Linked DNA regions of Homo sapiens: all the other regions are linked to region 2. A link is an interaction called in ENCODE POLR2A ChIA-PET data of the cell type or tissue named here. Cell type or tissue: A673. All regions are shown on one strand.

What was found. ChIA-PET counts read pairs that join two places held together with the same protein. Peaks named below come from ENCODE experiments on the same cell type or tissue, not always from the same donor. Only the 100,000 strongest peaks of a DNase experiment are listed, where the experiment ranks them.
Region 1: POLR2A ChIA-PET joins it to region 2 with 5 read pairs; 1 of 35 experiments calls an interaction of 5 or more read pairs at or near these places.
Region 3: POLR2A ChIA-PET joins it to region 2 with 6 read pairs; 2 of 35 experiments call an interaction of 5 or more read pairs at or near these places.

Annotation. Positions count from the first base shown.
Region 1 is chr6:15,607,048-15,611,047 of GRCh38, forward strand. All of the region lies in intron 6 of DTNBP1 (dystrobrevin binding protein 1), which reads right to left. Among named protein-coding and RNA genes, the nearest start is that of DTNBP1, 54 kb to the right of the region's middle. In A673, no CTCF peak of the experiment used is centred here; a DNase peak (open chromatin) is centred at 1,534.
Region 2 is chr6:15,109,851-15,113,850 of GRCh38, forward strand. It overlaps the pseudogene RN7SL332P. Among named protein-coding and RNA genes, the nearest start is that of JARID2-DT, 130 kb to the right of the region's middle. In A673, a CTCF peak has its summit at 3,955; a DNase peak (open chromatin) is centred at 1,961; H3K27ac peaks cover 3,145 bases.
Region 3 is chr6:15,277,470-15,281,469 of GRCh38, forward strand. All of the region lies in intron 1 of JARID2 (jumonji and AT-rich interaction domain containing 2), which reads left to right. Among named protein-coding and RNA genes, the nearest start is that of JARID2-AS1, 31 kb to the left of the region's middle. RefSeq lists an enhancer at 3,104-4,000. In A673, no CTCF peak of the experiment used is centred here; no DNase peak of the experiment used is centred here.

The sequences.
Region 1 (4,000 bases), 500 kb after region 2:
TAACCCAGGCTGGAGTGCAGTGGTGTGAGCTCAGCTCACTGCAACCTCCCGGTCCTGGGTTCAAGCAATTCTCCTGCCTTAGCCTCTTGAGTGTCTGGGATTACAGGCACCCACTACCACATCCAGCTAATTTTTGTATTTTTAGTGGAGACAGGGTTTCACCATGTTGGCCCGGCTGGTCTCGAACTCCTGACTTCAAGTGATCTGCCGCTTTCGGCTGGGATTACAGGCATGAGCCACTGTGCCCGGCCAAAATATTTCTTTGTTTTTTTGAGACAGAGTCTCACTCTGTTGCCCAGACTGGAGTGCAGTGGCACGATCTTGGCTCACTGCAACCTCCACCTCCGGAGTTCAAGGGATTCTCCTGCCTCAGCCTCCCAAGTAGCTGGGATTATAGGCATGCAACACCATGCCCAGCTAATTTTTATATTTTTAGTAGAGATGGGGTTTCACCATGTTGGCCAGGCTGGTCTCAAACTCCTGACCTCACATGATCTGCCCGCCTCAGCCTCCCAAAGTCCTGGGATTATAGGTGTGAGCCACCGTGCCCAGCAAAACATTTCTTTACCACAGGAATTCTCAGAACCTTTAGCACGCTGATGCACACTGCAAAGCTCCGTGGGCAAATGCAAAGTGTTTCTGGAGCTTATCTGATCACATACTGTTTTATCAATGGCAACCTTTTCAGTCTAGTATTCCATGCAGAAGAATTCAGGGAATGTTATATGGAATTAATTAAAAAATGTTTAATTCAATTTTTGCATGTTGATAGTACATACCCATTCCTGAAGTCAAAGAGCACCCAGGAGATGTATTTATAGTGAAGACAAGTAGTCCCTGCCCCAGCTCTCTCCACCTTTCTGCCCTGTTTTTCACAAGCAGCCATGTTCAATTCTTTCAGTTATTTTTCCTGGCATTTACCTCTGTTATTTCTAAATAATATGCAAATATTAATATTTATTCTTTTTTCAATTTTAAATATTACTTCTTGATTTCCTGCTGGAGAAGATGAGGATTAGCTATTTTACACCTCTAATTCCCCTCAACACAAATATGCTTTTTCTCCCCCATCTCCCCAGCAAGTTTTATCACAATTCTGCTTTTAATTATTCCAATATCACATAAATACTGTTTGTGACTGAGCCATGTAGCATATTATTTCTCTTTTTTAAAAACTGTTTCCCCTCAGTGTTAATATCTACCTTGTTGTTGTTTGCTTGGTTTAAAAAAAAACACACACATTTATCTCTAATTCCTCATTAAACCCTCCACCAGAGTTTAATAATTCAAGTTATAAATAAATAAATAAATAAATAAAGGAGTCATAAAGCTCCTCTCAATATTGCCACGCCGATAAGACAATGCATTAGCTTCATTTTTTCCCCCTTGGAAACACTACTTAGAATTCTCCAGAAGGCCTTCCTGTCCCAATATGAATTGCTCTCTAGGATTGCTGAAGCTTCTCACCACCTCCCTAGAAATTCCCTTGGTGTCTCTTCTGAACAGAATGAATCCTCCTGGAGTGACTCATCTCTGCTCTGTGCAGGCTCTTCCTCCTCCTGGGTTACTCCCTTGTGTGTGGAGCACATCCTCCAGGAGCTTCCTGACAAAGTGTCCACATCCACCACACTGGAGCCCTTGGCTGCCTGGAAATGACTTTATTTCCTCATGCTTGATGAAAATTTTGCCCAGTAAATATTCTTAGTAACCATTTTCTACTTTCGGCATTGTTGCTGAAAAGTTGATGTTCCTTTTGATTCCTGATCCTTAATATAAAAGCCTTTTTTGAAGGCTTTTATGATCTTTATTCCTAGTGTAGTGAAATTTACAAAAATATGTATTTGACAACAGATCTTTCTCCACTCATTTTGTCGGGCACTTCATGGGCTCTTTTAAACTCAAACATTCATATCCTTCAATTCTGGACAACTTCCTTATGTTATTTCCTCAATAAATTTGTCTCTCCTCCTTCTCACTCCTTTATTTCTGAAACTCCTAGTACTCAAACATGGGACTTATGAATTATCTTAACATTCTTAGTTTTTCCTCAGACTTTTTGTTCTCTTAGAGGTTTAACATTATCTTATGCTTCAGGTGAAATTTTCTACTTTTGCTACCTTCTTTTTTTTTTTTTAATACTTTTAAGTTATAGGGTGCATGTGCTTCTAAAAGCTCTCTCTTGTTCCTTTTCTACAGCATCTTTTCTTGTCTCATAAATACAAAATGGGCTCTTACAAGATGTTCCCATATATCTGAAGCTACTAATTACAATTTTTCTTTTTTTTTTTTCCTGAGACAGTCTTGCTCTGTCTCCCAGGCTGGAGTGCAGTGGTGCAATCTCGGCTCACTGCAACCTCCGCCTCCCGGGTTCAAGTAATTCTCCCACCTCAGCCTCCTGAGTAGCTGGGATTACAGGTGCACCCTGCCATGCCCAGCTATTTTTTTGTATTTTTAGTAGAGACAGGTTTTCACCATGTTAGCCAGGCTGGTCTCTATCTCCTGACCTCGTGTTCCACCCACCTTGGCCTCCCAAAGTGCTGGGAGTACAGGCGTGAGCCACCACGCCCAGCCTCGTTTTTAAGTTTTCTTCTGCTCCTCAGTCTCTCGTTCTTCTGCAGGTTTTAAACAATATTGTTTACTAGCTTATAGTCTACGTATTTCAGTTGTTTTCATTTTGGAAGCTTTCTTAATTGAATATGATTCCTCAGCTGTCTATTTGTATTTGAGTGAGGCAACAAAAGTTGACTCGAAGTTATGCAGAGTGTGGGCTCAGCATCAGAGGGTGGTAAGAGCAGACCTAGCTGTTTCACCACATACATACAACCTAAATATCCATATCTGCAGGCCTTTTCTTGTGGGCTGGTCAAGTGCAGTTTTGCAGATGAATGCTCCATTCTTCCGCACAGGGGATGTGAGTTTGGCTGCCGGAGTTCTGGGACCTACTGGGGAAAAGGGCCTAAACAGTCTTATTGTTTACTACGTAGGCTTTCACTTAGTTCCTCTGTTTTCAATACATTTGTATGTCTACCTGTCCTCAAGTGTGTTAGAGTCAAGTCTGGAGCCCCTCAGGTGAAATTCCACATTGCCTGATGAGCTAGGGATAGGGTGATCACCTGGCTAAGCGGAGGATCAAGGGATCTTACTTCACATACGTGCTTTCAACACACCTTATCTTTCAAGATCCTGGTGCCTTCAATTCCTGAGCCCTTCTAGAATTCTGTGGTACACACCAGCACATATTGTTGTCATTGTTTTGGGGTGCCACAAGCCCCATAAATGTTGTATGTGTTCTGACTGCTCCACTGACCAGCCATTCTCCAATTTCTCTTCCTCTCCTTGGACCCCTCTATTTCCTGAGACCCAATAATATTGAAATCAGGCCAATTATTAATAATAACCCTACAATGGCCTCTAATTATTCAAGTGAAAGAAAGAGTCTTATATCTCTCACTTGAAATCAAAAGCTAGAAATAATCAAGCTTAGTGAGGAAGGCATGTCGAAAGCCAAGACAGGCCAAAAGCTAGGCCTTTTGCACAAAATGGTTAGGTAGGTTGTGAATGCCAAGGAAAGCTCTGAAAGGAAATTAAAAATGCTACTCCAATGAACACATGAACGATAAGAAAACAAACCCACCGTATTGCTTATATGGAGAAAGTCTGAGTGGTCTGGACAGAAGATTAAACCAGCCACAACATTCCCTTCCTTAAGTTAAAACCTAATCCAGAGCAAGGTTCCAACTCTCTTCAGTTCTATGAAAGCTAAAACAGGTGAGAAAGCTGGAAAAGTTTGATGCTAGCAGAGGTTGGTTCATGGAATTTAAAGTAAGGAGTCATCTCCATAACAGCAAAGTGCAAGGTGAAGCAGCAAGTGCTGATGTAAAAGCTGCAGCAGCTTATCCAGAAGATCTAGCTACGATAACTGATGAAGGTGGCTATGCTAAACAGCAGATTGTCAACAGACAAAATAGACTTTTATTGGAAGAAGATGACACCTAGGACT
Region 2 (4,000 bases):
ATAGGTATAGATATACATGTATACGTATAGGTATAGATATACATGTATACGTATAGGTATAGATATTCATGTATACGTGTACGTATTCATGTATACGTGTACGTATTCATGTATACGTGTACGTATTCATGTATACGTATATGTATACATATATACACACACACATATTTTTAAAGCACAAATAATTAATGTCAGGCATAATACACAAAGGTTTCAATATCTTCTTCTGTGTGGGAATTATGTATTCAGTGTCTTGCTAGTAACTCACATATACCTCGATCCTGCCATTTTGGTTTTTTGTTTTGTTTTGTTTTTGTTTTGAGATGGAGTCTCGCTCTGTCTCCCAGGCTGGAGTGCAGTGGCGCGATCTCAGCTCACTGCAAGCTCCACCTCCTAGTTTCACGCCATTCTCCTGCCTCAGTCTCCTGAGTAGCTGGGACTACAGGCTTCTGCCACTACGCCTGGCTAATTTTTTTTTGTATTTTTAGTAGAGGCAGGGTTTCACCATGTTAGGCAGGATGGTCTCAATCTCCTGACCAAGTGATCCACCCACCTCACCCTCCCAAAGAGCTGAGAATACAGACATGAGCCATCACACCCAGCCTTTTTTTGTTTTTTGAGATGGAGTGTTGCTCTGTTGTCCAGGCCGGAGTGCAATGGCGTGATCTTGGCTCACTGCAACCTCCGCCTCCTGGGTTCAAGTGATTCTCATGTCTCACCTTCCTGAGTAGCTGGGATTACAGACACCTGCCACCATGCCTGGCTAATTTTTGTATTTTTAGTAGAGACGGGGTTTCACCATGTTGGTCAGGCTGGTCTCAAACTCCTAACCTCAAGTGATCCGCCCAACCCAACCTTCCAAAGTGCTGGGATTACAGGATTGAGCCACTGTGCCCAGCAGATCCTGCCATTTTGGCCCATGGTTTGTGTGTTTTCCATCAAACAGAGCCTGAGAGAAAGTCTTCTGTGCCTTACTGTTTGTAACATTGCCAGCCTGGAAGTTCTCATACAGTGATGATTACTAATGACAGTAAATGAGTTTACACAGAAAAACACAATGAAAACAGTCTATGTCGTCAACATCTTGTCCCTGTGCCAGTGTCCTGCTCATCTGGGAAGAAAAACCCAGCTGTGGATCATTCTCATACAATATTACAGTATTGCCAAAACTTTGTTGTAGGTTTTGGTGTAAGTAGATGGACAGTTTTGACTGTAATAATAATTCTGCCCTACCACTAATAAGAGAAGAACAAATTCCATTCTTGGGATTTTGCATCTTTCCAATGGAAGAAGCATGATGCAATAGTTTCCAAAGTAGGGTTCTTAAACCCCAGACTGTGTGCAAGATGACCCATTGAGACCCAGAAAGGGCAGAGTTAGACCTCTATTTTATTTACTGTATTCTATTATATTCTGTAAAAAAAAAATTACATTAATTTTACTAATGTGTTATGCAATTTGAGAGTAAAACTAGTAAATATACATATACTGAGAATTCCCAACTGGGCAAGCAAAAATGTTTGAAGAGTTCAAAAAAAAGAAATGAGCAATATTTTCATAGTGAAAGACAGGTGTATTTAGGTTAGACTCTACTTCTTCATATTAGAAATGTTTTTGGGCTCAGTGGTTCATGTCTATAATCCCAGCACTTGGAAGGTCAAGGCAGGCAGATCACCTGAGATTATTAGTTCGAGACCAGCCTGGGCAACATGATGAAACCCCATGTCTACTAAAAATACAAAAATTAGCTGAGTGCAGAGCATGCACCTGTAGTCCCAGCTACTCAAGAAGCTGAGGTGGGAGGATTGCTTCAGCCCATGAGGTTGAGGCTACAGTGAGATATGATCACACCACCTGGTGACAGAGCTAGGCCCCTGTCTCAAAAAGGAAAGAAAGACAGACAGAAAGAAAGAGAGAGAGAGACAGACAGAGAGAGAGAGAGAGGAAGGAAGGAAGGAAGGAAGGAAGGAAGGAAGGAAGGAAGGAAGGAAGGAAGGAAGGAAGGGCAAATGTTATTGGGCCAGGGCCAGCCATAGTGGCTCATATCTATAATCTCAACACTTTGGGAGGCTGAGGCAGGCAGATCTCTTGAGGCCAGGAGTTCGAGACCAGCCTGGGCACATAGCTAGATCTTCATCTCTCCAAAAAAAAAAAAAAGAGAGAGAGAGCGAGCCACGCACATTTATCTATAAAGATTTGTTAAAGTCCCTGAAACCAAAGAGGATTTGTCAGGCTGGGCTGTGATTTCAGCCCTCATTCACACAGCAATTAGAATAATATTGGGCTCCCCATGTAGTTCTGACCACATTTAATTGTGACCACCGTGGGCTATGAAACATTTCCAGAAATCAAAGAACCTTAGCCCAAAGTAATACTGCCTCCCAGGTTCAAGTGATACTCATGCCTCAGCCTCCACAGTAGCTGGGATTACAGATGTGCGCCACCATGCCCAACTAATTTTTTTGTATTGTTAGTAGAGGCAGGGGTCTCACCATGTTGGCCAGGCTGGTCTTGAACTCCTGACCTCAGGTAATCCACCCTGCCTCAGCCTCCCAAAGTGCTGGGATTACAGGCGTGAGCCACCGCACCCAGACTAAAATGGCAAACTTTATATTATATATATTTTACTGTAATTTTAAAAATTGTTTTAGTGGCCACATTAAGAATAATTATAAACAGCCTGGGCGTGGTGACTTACACTTGTAATCCCAGCACTTTGGCAGGCCGAGGCGGGCAGATCATTTGAGGTGGGGAGTTCGAGACCAGCCTGACCAACGTAGTGAAACCCTGTCTCTACTAAAAATACAAAAATACAAAAAAAAAAAAAAAAAATTAGCTGGGCGTGATGGCGCACACCTGTAATCTCAGCTACTTGGGAGGCTGAGGCAGGAGAATTGCTTGAATTTTGGAGGCAGAGGTTGCAGTGAGCCGAGACTGCACCACTGCATTCCAGCCTAAGTGACAGAGCGAGACTCCGTTTCAAAAGAAAAAAAAGGATAATTACAAACAGCAGTAATTCATGTTAATAATATATCTCCCTTGGCCCAATATATTCAAAACATCATTTCAACAGGCAATCAATATTATTATTGATATTGTTATTATTAATAACCACGTGCCTGTAGTCCCAGCTACCTGGGAGGCTGAGGTGGGAGGACCACTTGAGCCTAGGAGTTCTGAACTGTCACACATGATGCCGATGAGGTGTCCGCACTAAGTTCAGCATCACTATGGTGGCCTCCATGTTGCCTAAGGAGGGGTGAACCAGCCCAGGTCAGAAGTGGAGCAGGCCAAAACTCCTATGCTGATTAGTAGTGGGAGTGAGTAGCCACTGCACTCTAGACTGGGCAACATAGCCAGACCCTGTCTCTATTAGAATAAAAAATTTTAAAATATATCTATTTTGGTCAGGTGCAGTGAGTTACACCTATAATCCCAGCACTTTGGGAGTTCAAGGCAGGTGGATCACTTCAGCCCAGGAGTTCAAGACCAGCCTAGGCAACACTGCAAAAACCCATCTCTACAAAAAATACAAAAATTAGCCAAGCATGGTCGTGCGCGCCTGTGGTCCCAGCTACTTGTGAGGCTGAGGTGGGAGAATCGCTCGAGCCCAGGAGGTTGAGGCTGCAGTAAGCTATGATTGTGCCACTGCACTCCAGCCTGGGCAACACAGCAAGACCCTGTCTCATATATATATATATATATATATATATATATATATATCTCCACATATGCACACATACACACATTCTTTTTCTCATACTATGTCTTTGAATTCCAGTGTGCATTTTACACTAACAGCACAGTTCAGATATGACTAGCTACATTGCAAGGACTCAGTAGCCACTGATCACATGTGGCTACTGAACTGGACAGTGCTACTCTAGAGGAAAAAAGATCTGTGGAGAAAAAACTAAAACTGCAGCATCATTAGAGCCCTGGTCTGTCTGCTGGGGGAGCCCTTTCAAGAAAATACAACAAAAGGAAAGGGAAGGTCATG
Region 3 (4,000 bases), 170 kb after region 2:
AAGTTATACAGATGAGAGATTTTGGCTCTGGTATCTCTGTCTCTATCCTGGGTAAGGTTTCTCAGGGTTGTAGGCCAGTCTCTTTGTCAGGAAGAGAGCTAGTAGTTAAACTGAAACAAAGGTCCGACAGTCTTTATTTTGCATTTTAAGGTACCTGTTGAAAATGACTAAACGTAAAATGGGACTTTTGTTAATTCAGTAGCTGTTACTGAAGCATTAGATTGATTCACCTGTTTAAAAGTAGTTATGAAAGACAACAGAGAACAGCTTTCTATTTGTCGTAACTTACTAATAGATAGCCAAGTCTGCAAAAAAAAAAAAAAAACAGTCAAGGATTCCATGTAGTTGCAAAAGGCAAGTTCAAGAGAAAGTTGGCAAAGAAAGATGGATAGATGGAGAGAAAGCAAAAGAAATCCTTTTTTTTGGAGAGAGAACACACTGTTGGAGTATGCTGTAAACAGTGTAAGGGAAAAACCCCATAAAAAAGGTGAACTCTGGTTGGGCGCAGTGGTTCATGCCTGTAATCCCAGCACTTTGGGAGGCCGAGGTGGGTGGATCATTTCAGATCAGGAGTTTGAGATCAGCCTGGCCAACATGGTGAAACCCTGTCTCTACTAAAAATACAAAAATTAGCATGCCTGTAATCCCAGGCTGAAGCAGGAGAATCCCAGGCTGAAGCTTGAACCCAGGAGGTGGAGGTTGCGGTGAGCTGAGATTGTGCCACTGCACTCCAGTCTGGGCAACAGAGTGAGACCCTGTCTCAAAAGTTAAAGAAAGAAAGGTGAGCTGGGCGCCGTGGCTCTGCCAGCAAAATTTCAATCGAAACACTGCAATGAGCCAGGCACTGTACCTCATGCCTGTAATCCCAGCACTTTGGGAGGCTGAGGCGGGTGGATCACGAGGTCAGGAGATTGAGACCATGCTGGCTAACACGGTGAAACCCCGTCTCTACTAAAAATACAAAAAATTAGCTGGGCGTGATGGCTCATGCCTGTAATCCCAGCTACTCGGGAAGCTGAGGCAGGAGAATGGCGTGAACCCGGGAGGCGGAGCTTGCAGTGAGCCGAGATCGCGCCACTGCACTCCAGCCTGGGCAACAGAGCAAGACTCCGTCTCAAAAAATAAAAAATAAAAAAAGAAAGGTGAGCTCTGTAATAGTGTAGCTGGCTGGTGAAAATAGTGTAGCTGGCTGGTACAGCTCAGCAGAGGAAGGGTCTGGGGGGACATGCTCCCCCATCCCTGCCAGTCTCATATCTGCCATACCTGCTGCGAGAGGAATTGATTGGAGGACTGGTTTGGGTGGAAATTGTCCAGCCGGGCTGGGCATGGTGGCCCACACGTGTAATCCCAGCACTTTGAGAGGCTGAGGCGGGCAGATCACTTGAGGTCAGGCGTTCGAGATTAGCCTGGCCAACAAGGCGAAACCCTGTCTCTACTAAAAATACAAAAATTAGCTGGGTGTGGTGGCATACACCTGTAATCTCAGCTTGAGGTTGAGGCATGAGAATCTCAAGCTCAGGTTGAGGCATGAGAATCACTTGAACCTGGGAGGTGGAGGTTGCAGTGAGCCAAGATCGCACCACTGCACTTCAGCCTGGGAGGCAGAATGAAACTGTGTCTCCAAAAAAAAAAAAAGATAAATTGTCCAGCTATTGTATAACAAAATTCATATATACATATATTCATATATATGGACAATAAATTGCCTTTTGTTTTCACCACTAAATACAGTGTGGTTGTGACCCTTAGTTTTGTGTATTCTGACTCACAGCTAGGATTTAAATTGGTCGAAGGTTGTGTGTATTTTCAACATTAGTGAAATACTGTTTTCTGAAATGGTTGGAGCACGTCACTCCTATCTGCAATGTCTGTGTCCCAGGTGATATGTATGCCCACTAGTTTGATTTTGTTGGCGGTGGGTAAGTTTTGTGAGCCTGACTTTTCATATGTGTATGGATTTACATGTTTAGCCCCATGGCACGGCTTACTGCTTAGTTCCAGTGATTCCCTGGCCTCTGGGGTCGTGGAAGTATGTGCCCAGGTGTATTACTCTTTATCTCCCTTCTTGCTAATTTATAAAAGCCTTTACTTCCATAAGTACTTGCCTGATTAACACCACTTGCATTAAAATCTTACTGTCACTTCCCTTAGCTTTCCCAGCACAACTTTCTTGTACTTCATTCATGTACACCATTATTAATTTGTACTTGTGTTAATTTGTCAGAGTTGATGAGGCACTACCCTCTAATCTCCCTACTGTTGTCATAGTTTTCTTTCTTTGAAAAACAGTTACTTTCCTGCTCAGGTTCTCATTAGCCCCTATCGTCTATGGGATAAAATCTAAACTCTTAAGCATTACCTAAGACCCTTCATTAAATCAGTCTCCTGGCACTTAGGAGGCAATCAGTAAGTATTGGTTGTTATCCTAATTTTGCATTCCATATTAACTTGCAGATCATCTGGATGAATTTGATTAAATCCCCTTCCCTCACTGACTTTATATTTCGGGAAATTTCATGTCTAGGGAAGTTGAAGGAATAGCATGAACATCTGGGGCACTTACCACCTAGACTGAAAAATTAACACCTGGTCGTATGTATGTATATTACCCATTGTCTACTTTCTTCTGTCAAATCCGTGACTTTGGAAATTTTGAAATAGTGCTCTTGGTTATCCATTAAAAAAGGGTAAAATAAACATGCTGTTGCTCCTGCTGCAGCACTTCAGTAGTAATAAAAAAAAACTTCAGTGACTTGGGTTTTTTTCTGCCAAAGTAAATGTTGGCTCTCTTTCAGATGTAGTAATGTTGCTTCTCTAAATTCGTTCGAGTTAAACTAAAGCAGGGCCAAGTTGAGAAATTAGTTTCTCGGTTTTTTCCCTTCCAATTTAGAAAAAAATTAAGTTTTGGATATTCTTGTTCCTGTAATTTTCTTCCGTGTTCCTTCCTCCTCCTGCATTAAAAAAGATCATAAAGATTCAGCTAAGATGTCAGTGAAAGGAACAAAGATCCAGCCTTTTACATTCTTTATGTGGAGTTATTGTTGGTAGTAATCTTAAAATAGGGTGTTTGAATCCATGTTGAGGCAGTTAATTCAGTAGTACAGTTTCTTGTTAACCACAAAATGCTAAGTAAAGGTAAAGCCTTATCCCCACACCCTGCTTTTTTTTTTTTTTTTTGAGATGGAGTCTCGCTCTGTTGCCCAGGCTGGAGTGCAGCGATGTGATCTAGGCTCACTGCAGCCTCTGCCTCCTGAGTTCAAGCAGTTCTCCTGCCTCAACCTCCCGAATAGCTGGGATTACAAGAATGAGCCACCACCCCTGGCTAATTTTTGTATTTTCATTACAGATGGGGTTTCACCATGTTGGCCAGGCTGGTCTTGAATTCCTGACCTCAGGTTATCCTCCTGCCTTGACCTCCCAAAGTGCTGGAATTACAGGCATGAGCCACCGTGCCTGGCCAGCCCCTTAACATGTGATTTTTGCCTTTTTGTGATTTTTGTCTTATGCTGCAAAATACGCTTGCGTTATTACTAGCTAGGAAATCCAAGCAGGTATCACACCGTGCCGTCATATGAGTGATAACTGGGAGTTTTCATGCATTAGCTGGTATTTGACAGGTTTGCAGGTATGTTAGAAAGTTTCAGTGTGTCAGTGTTTGGTGTGTATAAGCGTGGGAGAGCCCAATACGCATGTGAGATGCAGCTTCCAGTCAGTGCGCATATACCACTTGGAGGGCATGCTGGTTGCAACCCTTTTATTCTAATAAGGAACTGGTTTGGCTAGGTGAACTACGAAGTCATTTTGGATTTGACCCACACTGGCTGTGTCTCACTCTTTACTGCAGTTTAATTCATGTGATGCTATTAAGATAATAACTTTGTCCAAGAGCAAAAGAACGTGAATACATTGTGGTATGTGTGAATTCACAAACAACATTCAAGATCAGTTTCAGAAATGTTCAGAGCAAAATCTGAAGTCCCCTTATCTCCTATTGTACTGC